2 separate regions of the Homo sapiens genome follow, and region 2 is linked to region 1. A link is a loop called in an ENCODE intact Hi-C map of the cell type or tissue named here. Cell type or tissue: HCT116. All regions are shown on one strand. Links, peaks and the distances in the headings refer to the core of each region. The heading gives the core; the rest is flanking DNA.

Evidence for each region. Hi-C counts contacts between places; a loop is a spot of excess contacts. Peaks named below come from ENCODE experiments on the same cell type or tissue, not always from the same donor. Only the 100,000 strongest peaks of a DNase experiment are listed, where the experiment ranks them.
Region 2: it touches region 1 in a loop (3-fold over the local background); 4 of 110 quality-filtered maps call a loop at or near these places.

The regions. Positions count from the first base shown.
Region 1 is chr6:73,606,501-73,615,121 of GRCh38, reverse strand. It overlaps SLC17A5 (solute carrier family 17 member 5), which reads left to right. Exons shown (of 11, transcript NM_012434.5): 9 at 4,575-4,722. Among named protein-coding and RNA genes, the nearest start is that of SLC17A5, 43 kb to the left of the region's middle. RefSeq lists enhancers at 3,561-3,730, 5,492-5,661. In HCT116, for the core only: a CTCF peak has its summit at 4,477 (motif pointing right); a DNase peak (open chromatin) is centred at 4,461; H3K27ac peaks cover 491 bases.
Region 2 is chr6:73,280,986-73,290,741 of GRCh38, reverse strand. All of the region lies in intron 3 of C6orf147 (chromosome 6 open reading frame 147), which reads left to right. The region is part of intron 2 of LOC122539213 (KHDC1-KHDC1L); the gene reads left to right. It also overlaps a transcript of KHDC1 not described here, the pseudogene KHDC1-AS1 and the pseudogene RPSAP41. Among named protein-coding and RNA genes, the nearest start is that of KHDC1, 23 kb to the right of the region's middle. In HCT116, for the core only: a CTCF peak has its summit at 4,842 (motif pointing left); a DNase peak (open chromatin) is centred at 4,881.

The sequences.
Region 1 (8,621 bases), core at 622-8,621:
ACCAGCTAGGTATCCTGTAATTCAGTTCTGACACTGTCCAGCTGGCGGTAGCATCAGATCCTATAGGTTGAGGGCTCAGTTCCACAAGATCGCCCCCCTACTTCGGATACCAATCACAAGTCCCAGCTTGTGACCTCTGCTTCTGACTGACCGGCTATAAATCAGGGTTCCCATGACTGTCTTGTCAGGTTCAGTTAATCTGCTAGAGCATCTCAGAGAACTCAGAGAAACACTTTATTTTATGTTTACCCACTTATTATAAAGGGTATTGCAAAGGATATAGATGAACAGCCAGATGGAAAAGCTGCATAGGGCAACATATGTGGGACCGGGTAGGGAGTTTTCATGCCCTCTCCTGGAACACCACCCTCCAAGAACCCCGACCGCAAAAGTTCATCCAAACCCTGTCCCTTTGAGTTTGTATGGAGACTTCGTTAAATGTGTATGATTGATTAAATCATTGGCCATTGGTGACTGGCTCAACCTTCAGCCCCTCTCCCCTCTCTGGAGTTTGGGGGTGGTGCCAAAAGTCCCAGACCTCTAATCCAGCCACCATCCTGAAGCTGTATGGGGACCCCCAGCCACCAATTGTCTCATTAGCATACAAAAGACACTGTTACCACTCCAGAAATTCCAAAAGTTTTAGGAGCTGTGTGCCAAAAAACCGGGGGCAGAGACCAAATATATATTTCTTTTTTAAAACAATTTTTTAATAGAAATGGGGTCTTGCTATGTTGCCCCGTCTGGTCTTGAATTCCTGGCCTCAAGTGATCTTCCTGCCTCAGCATCCCAAAATGTTGGGATTACAGACATGAGCCACCACACTGGCCATATTTCTTTTCTTATTTTTTTTCTTGAGACAGGGGCTCACTCTTAGCCCAGGCTGGAGTGTGGTGGCATGATCTTGACTCACTGCAGCCTCAACCTCCTCAGCCTCAGGTGATCCTCCCACCTCAGCCTCCTGAGTAGCTAGGACTACAGGCACACACCACCATACCCAGCTAATTTTTTAATTTTTACTGAAGACGGGGTTTCACCACGTTGTCCAGGCTGGTCTTTAACTCCTGAACTCAAGTCATCTGCCCGCCTTGGCCTCCCAAAGTGCTGGGACTACAGGAGTGAGGCACCACACCCAGCCCCAGCCATTTTGTTTAATTTCTTTCTTTAATGGGACAAGGTCTCGCTTTATTGCCCACATTGGCCTTGAACTCCTGGCCTTCAGCAATCCTGCTGCTTCAGCCTCCCAAAGTGCTAGGATTACAGGTGTGAGCCACCACACCCAGCCCCCAGCCATATTTTTTAAAATCACAATATCACAACAGTTCAAGACAAAATAAAAATGATAATATTAGTCTTTTATTTTGTTCACATAACAAAACACTATGATGCATTTAAGTGCATTTCTTTACAATATGTTTCTTTTTGAATCATACATTTTGAGGATTAAGATTTATAATATTCACTGGGCGCAGTGGCTTATGCCTGTAATCCTAGCACTTTGGGAGGCTGAGGTGAGCAGATCACAAGGTCAGGAGTTCAAGACCAGTCTGACCAACATGGTGAAACCCTGTCTACTAAAAATACAAAAATTAGCTGGGCGTGGTGGCAAGTGCCTGTAATCCCAGCTACCTGGGAGGCTGAAGCAGGAGAATTGCTTGAACCCAGGAGGCAGAGGTTGCAGTGAGCTGAAATCGCGCCACTGCACTCCAGCCTGGGCAACAGAGTGAGATCCTGTCTCAAAAAAAAAAAATTTATAAAAGATTTATCTCCACCATGGCTTATAATTATTTTTAAAATGGCTTGCTGTGCCAAACATCATCCCTCACAATTTTATATATCACTGTGCTTTCAGCTCAGACTTTGCAATGAAGATTTTTATATCAACTTTAGACAAGATGTAATCAAAGTATTTTTAAGCCTCCATCCCTTTTCTAAGTGAATGCATTTTAAGTTTCAATCCAAAAATATTTACTAGCATTATTATATCAAATAAGGAGCTATAAATCAAAGAACTCAAAGAACCCATAAATAATCATGTGTTTCAGACTCTGCTTTCAGAAAGGTAATTTTTTTTTTTTTTGAGACAGGGTCTTGCTCCGTTGGCCAGGATGGACAACCATGGCTCACTGCAGCCTCAACCTTCTAGGCACAAGTAATTCTCCCACCTCAGTCTCCTGAGCAGCTGGGACTACAGGTCACGCCACAGCACCCAGCTAATTATTTTTGATTTTTTGTAGAGACATGGTTTTACCATGTTGCTCAGGTTAGTCACAAATTCCTGGGCTCAAGCGATCCTCCCACCTCAGCCTTTCAAAGTGCTGGAATTACAGGCGTGAGCCACTGTGCCTGGCCTAGAAAGGTAACTTTTAAAACTATCTAATCAGTTAGGCATGATGGTATGTATCTGTAGTCCCAGCTACTCCAGAGGCTAAGGTGAGAAAATCTCTTGAGCCTAGTTGTTTGAGGCTGCAGAGAGCTATGATCACAACACTGCACTCCAACCTAGGCAACAGAGCAATACCCTATCTCTAAAAATAGTTAGAAAAAAATGTACGTAGAAATAAAACTGTCTAAGACAATCATTTAACTTTTTAAAAGTCTCCAGTAGAGACCCTGGAAGTCTCAGTGACTATACTTCAGTAATTACATTATAAAAAGACCCTGGCTGGGCTCGGTGGCTGTTGCCTGTAATCCCAGCACTTTGGGAGGCAGAGGCGGAGGCAGGCAGATACTTGAGGTCAGGAGCTCAAAACCAGGCTGGCCAACATGGTGAAACCCCATCTCTAATACAAAGATTAGCTTGGCGTGGTGGTGTGTGGCTGTCCCAGCTATTCAGGAGGCCGAGGCAGGAGAATTGCTTGAACCTGGGAGGCAGAGGTTGCAGTGAGCCAAGATTTCGCCACTGCACTCCAGTCTGGGCAAAAAGAGTGAAAAAAAAAAAATTAGCCAGGCATGGTGGCACATGCCTTTAATCCCAGCTACTCAGGAGGCTGAGGCACAAGACTTGCTTACACCTGGGAGGCAGAGGTTGCAGTGAGCTCAGATTGTGCCACTGCACTCCAGCCTGGGTAACAGAATGCGACCCTATTTCAAAATAAATAAATAAAAGTAATGAAATTAAATTAAATCAGACATGGTGGCGTGCACCTGTAGTCCCAGCTACTCAGGAAGCCAAGGCAGAGGATCACTTGAGCCTGGGAAGTCAAGGCTGCAGTGAGCCATGATCGCACCACTGCACTCCAGCCTGACGACAGTGAGACCCTGTCTCAAAAAAACAAGAAAATAAATAAATAAGTAAATAAATGTAATTGAACTTTTTTTAAAGTTCCTCAGTTGCAGTATATACAAATACAACATTTCCATCATCACAGAGAGCTATTGGATAGCACTGCTGTAGACACAGAAAAACTGACAGCCCACTCATTAAGTCTCTTCTCATATTTTACGCTTAACTGCCTGTAATGACCAATGTGTATTCTTATCAGTTGTTAATAATAGGGAGGATTCCTGCATATTAGGTGGGGCAGAAAAAAAAAAAACCAAGGCCGGGCATGGTGGCTCACACCTGTAATCCCAGCACTTTGGGAGGCAAGGTGGGTGGATCGCTTGAGGTCAGGAGTTCGAGAACGGCCTGGCCAACATGGCGAAACCCCATCTCTACTAAAAATACAAAAATTAGCTGGGTATGGTGGCCCAGGCCTGTAATTCCAGCTATTCAGGAGGCTGAGGCAGGAGAATCACTTGAACCTAGGAGGCAGAGGTGGCAGTGAGCCCAGATCACGCCACTGCACTCCAGCCTGGGTGACAGAGTGAGACTCCAGCTCAAAAAAAAGAGAGAGAGAATGAAGACAGAGATTTTAAAAAATCTTTTTAAGAAACAAGGTCTTGCTCTGACAACCCAGGCTGGAGTGCAGTGGTGCCATCATAGCTCACTGTAACCTTGAACTTCTGGGCTCAAGCAATCCTCCCACCTCAGCCTCCTGAGCAGCCAGGACTACAGGTGTGCACCACCATGCCTGGCGAATTTTGTTTTTAATATTTCGTAGAGACAGGGTCTTGCTGTGTTGCCCAGGCTGGCCTCAAACTCCTGGCCTCAAGTGATTCTCCCGCCTCAGCCTCCTAACGTGCTGGGATTACAGGTGTGAGCTGCCACACCCAGGCAAGATGGAGTATTATTCTAACCTCATCCAACAGAGTTTATTATTCAGTTTATCTCCTTTGGTTATATGTATTTTAAACCACATTCTGTGTCAGCTATTGCTTCTCTCTAGAAACATATTTTTAAGTTGTTCTTGTCTTGTTCTTCTCTAACACCATGGAATTTTAGCTGAGTTTTGGCCACATGTAGATTTAATAACATTGCATAATGAGATTTTCCTTTTATAGTATATTAGTTGTATTACGCCCATGTTTTCCAGCATTTTTTTTTTCTCATGAAATTTGTTAGTCTTCCAGGCAATATAGTGTTTCTACAGTAGGTGGCAGCAATTTCAAATTTCAGATTTATACCATATTAAGGTAGAGCAAATATTAATGCTGGGTGTTTTTTCCCTTTTATAACTTTTTAACTCCAGGAATGATTGGACCTGCAGTATTCCTGGTAGCTGCTGGCTTCATTGGCTGTGATTATTCTTTGGCCGTTGCTTTCCTAACTATATCAACAACACTGGGAGGCTTTTGCTCTTCTGGATTTAGCATCAACCATCTGGATATTGCTCCTTCGTGAGTACTAATATAAAGATTTGCTGTGATTGACTTTAAATTATATTTTTAAAAATCCTGATAAAAGGCCAGAGGCGGTGACTCACACCTGTAATCCCAGCACTTTGGGAGGCCAAGGCAGGCAGATAACCTGAGGTCAGGAGTTTGAGACCAGCCTGGCCAACATGGCGAAGCCCTATCTCTACTAAAAATACAAAAATTAGCCAGGCATGATGGCGGGCACCTGTAATCCCAGCTACTTAGGAGGCTGAGGCAGGAGAATCGCTTGAACCCAGGAGGCAGAGGTTGCAGTGAGCTGAGATCGCATCATTGCACTTCAGCCTGGGCAACAAGAGCAAGACTCCATCTAAAAAAAAAAAAACCTGATAAAATAGATATGATATAAAACTTACCATTTTAAGTATGCAGTTCTGTGGCATTAAGTATTCACATTGTTTCATAACTAGCACCACCAACAATCTCTAGAGCAATTTCATCTTCTCAACAGAAACTGTACCCGTTAAACACAATCTCCCATTTCTCCTTCCTCCCAGGCCCTGGCAACCAACATTCTACTTTCTGCCTCTATGGATTTGACTACTATAGGAATGACTTTAAATTCTTAACAGGATTTTAATTTACACAATAATTAAAGCAGGAAGTTGTTTTTAAATTTAAACTTTTAACTATCATCACCTCTGTCCACAGTGCTCTCATTAGAACATTGCAATAACTCATTACTGTGTCTGTTCACCCAACTAGACTAGGAACTCTGTGAAGGCAGAAACTCCCTTATTGTCCTCAGGGCTCTCCATGGCACTTGGCATGTAGTAGGCATTTTGTCAGATGAATGAATGTGAAAGAGTAGACCCAATTGATTTGTCTAACTATATTACCTATGTGCAAATATATTTGTGTAGCCCTTGATAGTTTACACATCACTTTCATAAACACTATCCATTTTACCCTTAAAGCATTCCTTTGAAGTAAGTATTTTTGCCCTATTTGAACGCTAAAGAAACTTAAGAGAAGTTAAGTGATTTATCTTGCAGCACACAGCTAATATAATAAATGATAGAGCCAAAACTTGAACCTAAAATTTTTACTTTTAAGCCCAAAATTCTTTCTACAGCTACCTCTCTGGAAATATTCTTTGAGCCACATACTTCTAAAACCATTTTGTGCCAGCTGACAAGGTAAATAAGGGAGCTATGTAAATATTTTAACCCAAAAGTTTTAATACACTTTATTTGTAAAAATAATAGATATAAATTTATTTTGGAGAAAAGACAGATGGACTCTTACCCTCTTTTCACTACCTCAAAATCTTCACACCTGGACTCCTACAGAATCTTCTGATTTCTATGAATCCTCAGTCTCCTATCTCTTCAATAAATACTCTAAGATAAGCTGCACTCTGTCACCCAGGCTAGAGTGCAGTGACGCCACTGTAGTTCACTGTGGCCTTGAACTCCTGGGATCAAGTAATCCTTCCTGCTCAGCCTCCTGAGTCGCTGGGACTGCAGGCATACATCACCATGCCTGGTTAATTTTTCAAAAAATATTTTGTAGAGATGGGGTCTCCCTATCTTGCCCAGGGTGGTCTCAGTCTCCTGGCCTCAAGTAATCTTCCCGCCTCAGCCCCCCGAAGTGCTAGGATTACAGGCGTGGGCCACAGCACCTGGCCAAGACTTGAGGTTTTGTCAAGCCTAGGATTGACGAATAGTCAAAGGGATATGGGAATTGAGAGTTTTGGCAAGAAATAGTTCTAGGCTATGTTATCGCTTAGGATGTTTTTAGTTGAAGTATAGAAATTCTAATTTAAACTGGGCTAAACAGCATAATCTATTGATTCACTTAATTGTATCCAGAAATAATAGGCTTCAGGCAAGAGTTGATATCCAGCTGCCTACTAATATCACCACAGATTGTTTCTTTCTCACTCTCTGTCTTTTACAGTAGTAGTTTTGTCCTAAGACTGGGTCTGCTTATAAAATCACACAATGAAATGATTGCCAGCAACAATCAGGACTACATGCTTCTTCATTCACATCAAGCAGAAAGAAAAGGATCTTTTCCTCTCTCCACCATGGAAATAAGTCCTGGGCTTCATTTTGGTTGACCCAAACTGAGTCACATGAACCAACCCCAATGGCCAAGAGAATATCATGTGACTTTAGGACAATCAGCACCTACCCCAAAAGTTAGAAGTCAAAGGGTCAGTGCCCCTCAGACATCACTATTGCTACACAGATGGGGGTGGGGAGTGGGAATGGATGCTGAGGAATCCATCGGTAACATCCATTATAACACATGAAGATGTAAATAAACATGAGTCATTTTGAGCCGGGCACGGTAGTTCACGCCTGTAATCCCAACACTTTGGGAGGCTGAGGCGGGTGGATCACCTGAGGTCAGGAGTTCGAGATCAGCCTGGCCAACATGGTGAAACCCCATCTCTACTAAAAATACAAAAATTAGCAGGGTGTGATGGCACACACCTGTAGTCTCAGCTTCTCAGGAGGCTGAGGCAGGAGAATCGCTTGAACCCGGGAGGCAGAGGTTGCTGTGAGCCAAGATTGTGCCACTGTGCTCCAGCCTGGGTGACAAAGTGAGACTCCATCTCAAAAAAAAAAAAAAAAAAATTATAAGGAACATAAAATTGGTTCAGCAGCCATCCAGCCAGAAGGTGGTAAGTCACCCACACCATTTAATAAATCTGAAAGGTAGCTTAGGATTCATCAGGTTCCTGAAGTCTTATTAGAATCTCTGGAATCTGATGAGGGCCCCCCCTGCTCTCTTGAACTAGCAATGAAAGAAAATTGGATCATCGGATAAAAATTGGAGCTATGGTCGGCCGGGTGTAATGGCTCATGCCTGTAATCCCGGCACTTTGGGAGACCAAGGTGGGCAGATCACCTGAGGTCAGGAGTTCAAGACCAGCCTGGCCAACATGGTGAAACTCTGTCTCTACTAAAAATATAAAATTAGCCAGGTGGGGTGGTAGGACCTGTAATCCCAGCTACTTGGAAGGATGAGGCAGAAAATCACTTGAACCTGGGAGGTGGAGGTTGCAGTGAGCAATTGCACTCTAGCCTGGGTGACAAGAGTGAAACTCCATCTCAAAAAAAAAAAAAATAGTGCTATTGTCAAAAGATGAAAATAGATGCTGAAGAAAAAGAAAACCAAATATCCATGGTACCTACCTTATAAGATCGTTGTGAAGATTAAATAGAACACGCACAGAACACTTTGCTCATAATGCAATAAAGGTATTTGCATATAATGCAATAGATGTAATTATTTTCTGGCTAACTTTGAGTCAGGTGTGGTGACCAGGGTCACAGATCAATCCAAGTAAAATATTAAAGTGATGATTGGTGTGCTTTCAGAAAGGAAAATGCTGACCACTAAAGAGCCACCATTGGGTCACTAAGAGCCAAAATGGCAAAACAGTCTAACTTCTCAACATAATTTTTAGCCTAATAGAATAAAGAAAATATAGTAGATTTGATATGTCAGGACTTCAGCCAGGCCTCCTATGATAGATGCCGTTTTGGACAAGGTGGAGAAAGATGAATTGGATGTACAATTAGATAAATTTGTCACTACTAAATTTCAGTGTAATAGCATGCTCATTAACGGATCTAGTCATTTGAGAAACACTGTGCCAGGCACTGTACCAGATGTTGAAGACACAAACATGAAAGTAACATGATTCCTGCTGGCATCTGTATAAGCTTAAGCTGGCCTGGATGATGGTGGGTCATGTCATGAAGTATAATGCTGGACAGGCAGCAGGGGGATCCTGTGCCTGAGCTTCAAGCATCAGGTGGGTGGTTGAAGTCTACATCTTAAAGACCCAGGTCCAACCCTGAAATTTTATGAGTCTTATAAGCCGAAAAAGACATTTATCTAGA
Region 2 (9,756 bases), core at 736-8,735, 320 kb after region 1:
ATCTGGTTAGCAAAGGTTCCAGAAGTGAAGTGACCAGCAATACATGTGGCTCCAGCAGCAGCAGCAAACTTCAGCACAGCCCACTAGCTAGTATTCCTGCAGGATATGACACATCAGCAGGGTTTTCAATGGCAACAATGGCATGAGCTGCCAGCAGAAGCTTCTCCCAGTTCCTCTTCAGATTTATGATATATTTGTGGACTTTGGATCTTGTTAGAAAAAAAAAAGATTATGATATAGATGCCATCACCTTCATTTTTAGATGTACTATCATTCCATTTGGAAATCAAAGTTAGTGTCACCTAAGTGACTTCCTGCTGCAAGAAATTTGAGGACATCAAGGGCTCTGGACATTGTGAAAGTTTCCCTTTAAGTTACAACAGGAATCCAGAACAACACTGTATGGACCCCTCTCTGGGTAGCACAGAAAGCTAGCTTTTTTTCTTTTTCTTTTCTTTTTTTTTTTGGGATGAAGTCTCGCTCTGTCACCAGGCTGGAGTGCAGTGGCATGATGTCAGCTCACTCCAACTTCTGCCTCCCGGGTTCAAGCGATTTCCCTGCCTCAGCTTCCCGAGTAGCTGGGACTACAGGCATGCACCACCATGCCTGGCTAATTTTTTTTTTTTTTTTTTTTTGAGACGGAGTCTCGCTCTGTTGCCCAGGCCGGACTGCGGACTGCAGTGGCGCAATCTCGGCTCACTGCAAGCTCCGCTTCCCGGGTTCACGCCATTCTCCTGCCTCAGCCTCCCCAGTAGCTGGGACTACAGGCGCCCGCCACCGCGCCCGGCTAATTTGTTGTATTTTTAGTAGAGACGGGGTTTCACCTTGTTAGCCAGGATGGTCTCGATCTCCTGACCTCATGATCCACCCGCCTCGGCCTCCCAAAGTGCTGGGATTACAGGCGTGAGCCACCGCGCCCGGCCGCCTGGCTAATTTTTTGTATTTTAGTAGAGATGGGGTTTCACCATGTTGGCCATGATGGTTTCCCTCTTGACCTTGTGGTCTGCCCCACTCAGCCTCCCAAAGTGCTGGAATTACAGGTGTGAGTCACAGTGCCTGGCCGTTTTTTTTCTTTTTTCTGTTGTTTGTTATGAGACAGGGTCTTACTCTGTCACCCAGGCTGGAGTGCAGTGGCGTGATCATGGCTCACTGCAACCTCTGCCTCCTTGTTCAAGTGATTCTCATGTGTCAGCCTCTGGAGTAGCTGGGATTACAGGCATGAGCCACCATGGCCTGGCTAATTTTTGTATTTTTAATAGAGACAGGGTTTTGCCATGTTGGACAGGCTGATCTTGAACTCCTGGCCTCCAATGATCCACCCGCCTTGGCCTCCCAAAGTGCTGGGATTACAGGAGCCACTGTAGTTGGCCCAGATTTTATTCTTTTTTTTTTTTTTTTTTTTTTTTTTGAGATGGAGTCTCACTCTGTCGCCCAGGCCGGAGTGCAGTGGTGCAATCTTCGCTTACTGCAACTACCGCCTCCCGGGTTCAAGTGATTCTCCCACCTCAGCCTCCTGAGTAGCTGGGACTACAGGCATGTGCCACCATGCCTGTCTAATTTTTGTATTTTTAGCAGAGGTGGGGTTTCGCCATGTTGGCCAGGCTAGTCTTGAACTCCTGGCCTCAAGTGATCTGCCTGCCTTCGCCTCCCAAAGCGCTGATATTACAGGCATGAGCCACTGTGACTGACCTAGATTTTATTCTTATGCCTAATCCATTTGTCTGTCTGTGGCTGAAAAAGGATTATGTCCTTTTGTACTGAGTGTGTCTCTGATATGCAAGAAATGATTGGATATTTTAATCTATTTAGGTTTAATTGGGGCTGAAAACTTTAAGACCGTCTACTAGGCTGTGTTATTAGGCTAGGCTTTTCCATTATCTAAACACTCCCTACCTCTACCACCTGTCAGTAATTACCTTTTTTTTTTTTTTTTTTTTTGAGATGGGGGTCTTACTATACTATGTTGTTCAGGCTGGTGTGCAGTGGCTAATTCACATATGCCATCATACCCTTCTACAGCCTTAAACTCCTGGCTTCAAGTGATCCTCTGCCTCTGGCTCCTGAGTAGCTAGGAAAACAGGTGTGTGCCACTGCACCCTGCTCAAAGAAAACTTTTTTTTTAAGACGAAGTCTTACTCTGTCACCCAGGCTGGAGTGCAGTGGCATGATCTCAGCTCACCGCAACCTCTGCCTCCCAGGTTCAAGTGATTCTCCTGCCTCAGCCTCCTGAGTAGCTGGGACTACAGGCATGCACCAGTATGCTCAGCTAATGTTTGTATTTTTAGTAGAGATGGGGTTTAACCATGTTGCCCAGGCTGGTCTTGAACTCCTGACCTCAAGTGATTCACCCACCTTGGCCTCCCAAAGTGGTGGGATTACAAGCGTGAACCACCGTGCCCGGCCCAAGAAAACTGTTTCTGATCTTTTCTGATAGGGATGGAAGAGAATACTTACTTCTCCAGATCAGTGGCTGCATATCTCATATCAAAGGTTGTGTTAATCAGTTTCTAATAAAAACACCACACCTGGCACAGCAACTGCAATTAGTGCCACCACTTGGTTGAGTCTGCAGCAGTTCACTGCCGTCTTCTCGGATCCATCTGATTTTTGTAGGCACCAGAGTGGTGAACTAAATGGAGATATGATGATGACTAACTCTATCCTTTAGGTCTTTAAGGGTGCCGCTAGCTTCTGCCATTCCCCCTGGGATGTAATACTGGATTTGATTTGGTCTTGATCAGGAAGATGGTGGGGGCAGTTTCAGAGGGCTTCATTAGCCCTTCTCCACTCTAATTTCACCCCAGAGGAGTAGTATCAATATTAGAGTTGTGCCAGCTGCCAAGAATCTCCATTCCAAGTATACATTTGGAAGCTGAGAAAATGATCACTAGGTGGGTTATGGACCCAGTGTGCCCACTGTGAGCTAGATCTTAGGACTCCATTTATTACTTGACCCCATATGTCCTCCCTCTAAGAGGAGTGGCAGATGATGCTGAATCTACATGTATCATTGTCAACTGGGACCTTGTGTCCAAGAGTCTATGATGTTTGGCTATTTCTCTTTTCCCAGTGTATATTACTTGAAGTAAATGACTGTAGGTTCCTTTGTGGGAAGGAAGAGGGAACCATTACTATGTACTGCCATAGCATTGCCAGGTCCTTCCTCCTGGGGATCTGGCCTCTCCTTCAGTCATTCAGTTTCAGATCTGGAAACTGGCGTATGTCTGGAAACTGGGCAAGGGAGCATGAGACTACTGCTTCCAGCCTAATCATCTAGCCTTGATTTCTTTGATGTACAGATTGAATAGTACCCTTGTTGGCTGCCCAGGTATTTTTCCTTAGTCATTTAATAACCCTCTAGTAGTCAGGTCCCTCTGTGAAGCTGACTTGCCACTTGTTATGATGATTGTGTCTTTCTGGCATCTGAGGGTTAAGTGGCCTTGACTGGCCTTTGGGGGATAGTGGCTATCATCGCAATTGCTATTAGAGACCAGTTTTATCACGGCATCTCCTACTGTAAGTCCCGGCTCTCAGAGAAGAGCCACTACTGAACTTAGCAGTGTTGGTGACATTCTCACTAGAACATTTCTTATTGCTTTGGTAAGTAATATATTTTCTGGGTCCTCTTGTGGATTTTCCAACTATTTGCCGTATATAGTCTATAGCATACTCACTTTTCCGAGCCTTTTCATTCATCTACCTTTTGCTACAATTTTGGCATTTCTACCTCACTTAGTGTGGGCCACTGTTATTTCCATGCTTCTGGGAGCCATCCTGGTAGTAGGATTGCGTCATCTTTCAGGATCCTAGTCAGGGCATTAAATCCTGAAAGCAGTATCTGGTTCTTTTTTTTTTTTTTGAGACAGAGTCTCACTCTGTTGCCCGGGCTGGAGTGCAGTGGCATGAACTCAGCTCACTGCAATCTCTGCCTCTCAGGTTCAAGTGATTCTCCTGCCTCGGCCTCCCGAGTAACTGAGATTACAGGTGCAAGCTACCATGCCCAGCTAATTTTCACGATTTTTAGTAGAGACAGGGTTTCACCATGTTCGTCAGGCTGGTCTCAAACTCCTGACCTCAAATGATCCTCCTGCCTCAGCCTCCCAAAGTGCTGGGATTGTAGACGTGAGCCACCATGCTCTGCCCCATCTGGTTCTTTAAAATTATATATTGCTCTTTGTCATAACACATTCTGCATGCTCATCTTTGTAATTATTTTTAGAGAATAGAAGAGGTGTGGCTCTCAGTGCTTAGTTGATCAATGAAAAGTTGGTTTGTTAGTGATACCATCCATTATCTCAGGTATAAATGAGGGAATCAGGTCTCTTTATCATCAGGTCCCTCTTTTTCTTCAGAGTTCTGAATTTTCATATATTTCAAGAAAAGAAGTCCTCAAGAGCAGTGAATCTGAGAAATTAATGTGATTAGTATCTAATTATCACCAATATCATCTTATGTAAACTATATAGAGACTTTTTTGGAGTTCTGAATTTTTCCTTTACTGACTTAAAAAAACCCCACACAAACGAGTGAATCCATTTAGGACCAAGCAAGGAAAAGTAGCTCTTATTCCCTGACACACTGTGGTATGGTTTGGCAGCAGGATAAGGCTGGGAATGGGTGTAGAGTTCTCACTGGCTACACAGATGGGTTCTAAGTCTTGCCTTGCGGAGTTGACAGTTTTGCTGAATCATGTGGATAGATAAGTTTAATAGTTTTCCCCTTTGTCCTTTCCCTTCCTAAATGTGATTATTTATAGGAAATGTGCTTTGGAAACTAGCATAAAGGAGAAAAAAGGCCTTTCCAGTTTGTCTTTTAAAGAACAAGCTGGGGATGGAGTTAAGATAAGATTGAGCTCCATCTGGTGGCTAACTTTGATCAGTTCTTGGAACTAGGAACTGACCAAAATCTGGAAAGCCTGATTCTTCTAAAAATAGAAAATGGGGGAGGGATAGCATTGGGAGATATACCTAATGCTAGATGACACATTAGTGGGTGCAGCGCACCAGCATGGCACATGTATACATATGTAACTAACCTGCACAATATGCACATGTACCCTAAAACTTAGAGTATAATAAAAAAAAAAAAAAAAGAAAAAAAAGAAAATGGGCCGGGCACAGTGACTCAGGCCTGTAATCCCAGCACTTCGGGAGGCCGAGGCAGGCAGATCACCTGATGTCAGGAGTTTGAGACCAGCCTGGCCAACATGGCGAAACCCTGTCTCTACTAAAAAAATACAAAAATTAGCTGAGCATGGTGGCAGGTGCCTGTAATCTCAGCTACTTGGGAGGCTGAGGCAGGAGAATTGCTTGAACCCGGGAGGCAGAGGTTGCAGTGAGCTGAGATCGTGCCACTGCACTCCAGCCTGGGCTACAGAGCTGGATTCCATCTTAAAAAAAAAAAAAAAGAAGAGTCATGATAAGCATGAATAAGGCATAGAGGCCAAATCAGCAGAGTCAACCTGCGGTCTCTGGTAGGACTGGTGGAATTTTTGCCAAGACTTTAAAAGATGATGAATAAAAAGTAACATTGTCTTTCTATGGCAAAACAAACTCTATGGAAATTTAAAGAGTGGGATATTTATAATGCAAAGTAACAGACACGCTGGGTGGCTCACACTTGTAATCCCAACACTTTGGGAGGCTGAGGTGGGCAGATCACCTGAGGTCAGCAGTTCGAGACTAGCCTGGCCAACATGGTGAAACCCCATCTCTACTAAAAATACAAAAATTAGCAAAGTGTGGTGGCATGCGCCAGTAATCCTAGCTACTTGGGAGGCTGAGGCAGGAGAATCGCTTGAACCCAGGAGGCAGAGGTTGCAGGGAGCCGAGATTGCGCCACTGCATTCCAGCCTGGGTGACAAGAGCGAAACTCCATCTAAAAAAAAAGCAAAGTAACAGACACAAAACTTCACAGGCAATCCTTTAATCTTTTCAAGATTCAAAGAAGGTCAGGAAGGGTGGATAAGCCTGATATCCCAAGAGAAAGGGCAGCTTTAAGAGCATACCTGGAGTTTGAGCCTGGCAGGTGAGGCTGCTATCAATCCAGCAATGTTGTAATCATCCAACAGATTCTTCTTGCCTGCTGCACAGGGAAATCCAATTCACTGAGACAGCATTGTGGTAGTAAAGAAATAGTTTAATTTAATTAATGCAAGGCCAGCCAAGCAGAGAGACAGGAGTTTAAGATTACTAAAATCTGCCTCCCTGAGAGCTCAGAGGCCAGAGTTTTTATAGATAATTTGGTGGGCAGGGGGCTAGGGAATGGTTGAAGATGAAATCTTAGGGGTGTGGAAAATGGTCCTTGTGCACTAAGCCCACCTCTGGGTGGGGACCACAGGACTGGCTGAGTCAGGAGTCATGGGCCCCGGTAGGGTATGTCAGTTGCCAGAATGCAAAAGTTTGAAAAACAATTCAAAAGATCAATCTTAGGTTTTACAATAGTGATCTTATCTATAAGAGAAACTGAGGAAGTCACAAATCTTGTAACCTATGACCACATACCTTCTGAGCAGTAAGGGATTACAAAAACTATGCCTACATTTTGGCAGAAGTCAGGCCCTCTCATAATCCTAATATTGTGGGTTTTCATTAGTCTTACAAAGGCTGTTTCAGTTCCTGAACAAGGAGGGGATCCGTTTTAGAGAGGAACGATTATCATCCTTGCCTTAAAGTTAAACTAGAAATTAAACTCCTCCCAAGGTTAGTTTGGCCTATGCCCAGGAATGAGTGAGGCTAGAAGCAAGATGGGGTCAGCCATGCTAGACTTCTCTCGGTGTCATAATCTTTGCAAAGGTGGTTTCAATGTGCTGGAGAGGATGAAGGGTGGAGTGGGAAAATACTGCAGTTATCAAAGAGGAAAGAATGGTGCCAGGCACGGTGGTCACTCCTGTAATCCCAGCACTGTGGGAGGCGGAGGCGGGAGGATCACCTGAGGTCAGGAGTTCAAGACCAGCCTGGCCAACACGATGAAACCCTTTCCCTACTAAAAATACAAAAATTTGAACCTGGGGGGCAGAGGTTGCAGTGAGCCAAGATCGCGCCACTGCACTCCAGCCTGGGCGACAGAGAGAGACTCTGTCTCCAAAAAAAAAAAAAAAAGAATGAAAACCAGTGAGGTAAAGCTTCAACTCCAAAAATTAAAGAAAACAGAATGATCCTAAAGAAACAAAAACTAAGGGCCGGGTGCTTACACTTGTAATCCCAGCACTTTGGGAGGCCTGGGAAGGAGGATCACTTGAGGTCGGGAGTTGAGACTTGCATGGATCACTTGAGACTAGCCTGGGCAACACTGAGACCCTGTCTCTATATAACAAAACACCTAAGGAAATAAAAGATTAAAGCAAAAGCCAATGGAATAAGAAACAAAATAGGATAAACAAAACCACAAGCTGCTTCTTTTTAAAAAAAAAAAACTAGTAACACTTGAGTCCACACAGTTAAAAATGAATAATTAAATAAGTGAGGTAGAACAGACAAATCTCCCATGCAGAATTTCAAATAATTTATGTAGGTACTCTGTCCTTATGGAGGTGGAGCATAACTCCCGGTTCCTTCATTAAATGTGAGCTATACGTAATGACTTCCTTCAAAAGATTACAATAAGGAAAAGGAAGGTATGAGTAACTTTACAGTGGAGAGGACTGACAGACTACTTCAGCCTGATGATCAAGGTCAACATAAAAAGTGAAGTCATGTTAATAGCATGTACCTCCGGTATGTAACTGCCCAGTGGCTTCACCTTGCCCATTTCCTAGACAGAGCCAATTTATAAAGACAGGCGAATTGTAATAGAGAAAGAGTAATTCACGTAGAACAGGCTGTGCAGGAGACCAGAGTTTTATCATTACTCAAATCTGTCTCCTGGAGCACTCGGGGATCAGAGTTTTTAAGGATAATATGGTGGGTGGGGGAAGGACAGTGTGTCGAGTGTTGATTGGTTAGGTCAGAGATAAAATCATAGGGAATTAAAGCCTCTTGCACGGAGTCAGTTCCTGGGTGGGGGCCACAAGATCAGATGAGCCAGTTTATCGATCTGGGTGGTGGTGCCAGCTGATCCATCAAGTGCAGGGTCTGTAAAGTATCTCAAGCACTGATCTTAAGAGCAGTTTAGGGAGGGTCTGAATCTTGTAGCCTCCAGCTGCATGACTCCTAAACTATAATTTCTAACCTTGTGGCTCCTTTGTTAGTCCTACAAAGGGAGTCTAGTCCCCAGGCAAGGAGGTTTGTTTTGGGAAAGGGCTGTTATCATCTTCGTTTTAACCTATAAACTAAGTTCCTCCTAAAGTTAGTTGAGCCTAAGCCCAGGAATGAAAAAGGACAGTTTGGAGGTTAGAAGCAAGATGGAGTTGGTTAGATCAGCTCTCTTTCACTCTCAGTTATGATTTTGCAATGGCAGTTTCAGGTATAATGTGATGAAAATGGCGCTTACTTTATGGTCTTCCTCCTCAAAACCCCTAATCCCAGTCTAATCATGAGACTTCAGACAAACTCCACTAGAGTGGCATCTTTTTTTTTTTTTTTTTTAGACAGAGTCTCACTCTGTCACTTGGGCTGGAGTGCAGTGGTGTAATCTTGGCTCACTACAACCTTCGCCTTCCGAGTACAAGCAATTCTCATGCCTCAGCCTCCTGAGTAGCTGGGACTACAGGCGCATGCCACCACGCCCGGCTAATTTTTGTATTTTTAGTGGAGATGGGGTTCCACCATGTTGGCCAGGCTGGTCTCAAACTCCCAGCCTCAAGTGATCCACCCACCTTGGCCTCCCAAAGTGCAGGGATTACAGGCGTGAGCCACCGGACCTGGCCTAGAGTGGCATCTTAAAATATGCTTGACCAGTATGCCTCAAAACTGTCAAGGTCATCAAAAACAAAAAAAGTCTGAGAATCTACCACAGCCAAGAGGAGCCTAAGGAGACATGATGACTAAATGTAATGTGGTACACTGTTTGGGCTCCTGGGGCAGAAAAAGGACCTTAGGTAAAAACTAAGGAAATCAGAATAAAGTATGGGCTTTAATATAAGATGTTAATAATAGGAAAAACTGAGTGTGGAGTAAATGGGCACTCTGTACTATCCTCACAACTCTTCTGTAAATCTAGAACCCATTTTTTTTTTTTTTTTTTTGAGACGAAGTTTCACTCTTACTGCCCAGGCTGGAGTGCAATGGCGCGATCTTGGCTCACTGGAATCTTTGCCTCCTGGGTTCAAGCGATTCTCCTGCCTCAGCCTCCCAAGTAGCTGGGATTACAGGCGCCCATCACCACGCCTGGCTGATTTTTTATATTTTAAGTAGAGACGGAGTTTCACCATGTTGGCAAGGCTGGTCTTGAACTCTTGACCTTCAGGAAATGCTGGGATTACAGGTGTGACCCACTGCACCCAGGTGGTTTTTTGTTTTTTTTTTTGAGAGAGTCTCGTTCTGTCACCCAGGCTGGAGTGCCGTGGCATGAGCTTGGCTCACTGCAACCTCTGCCTCCCAGGTTCAAGTGATTCTCCTGCCTTAGCCTCCTGAGTAGCTGGGATTACAGGTGTGTGCCACCACGCCTGGCTAAATTTCTATTTTTAGTAGAGACAAGGTTTCTCCATGTTAGGCTGGTCTCAAACTCCTGATCTCAGGTGATCCGCCTGCCTTGGCCTCCCAAAGTGCTGGGATTACAGACAGGCACCACCATGCCAGGCTAATTTTTGTATTTTTAGTAGAGACAGGGTTTCCCCATGTTGGCCAGGCTGATCTCAAACTCCTGACCTCAAGTGAT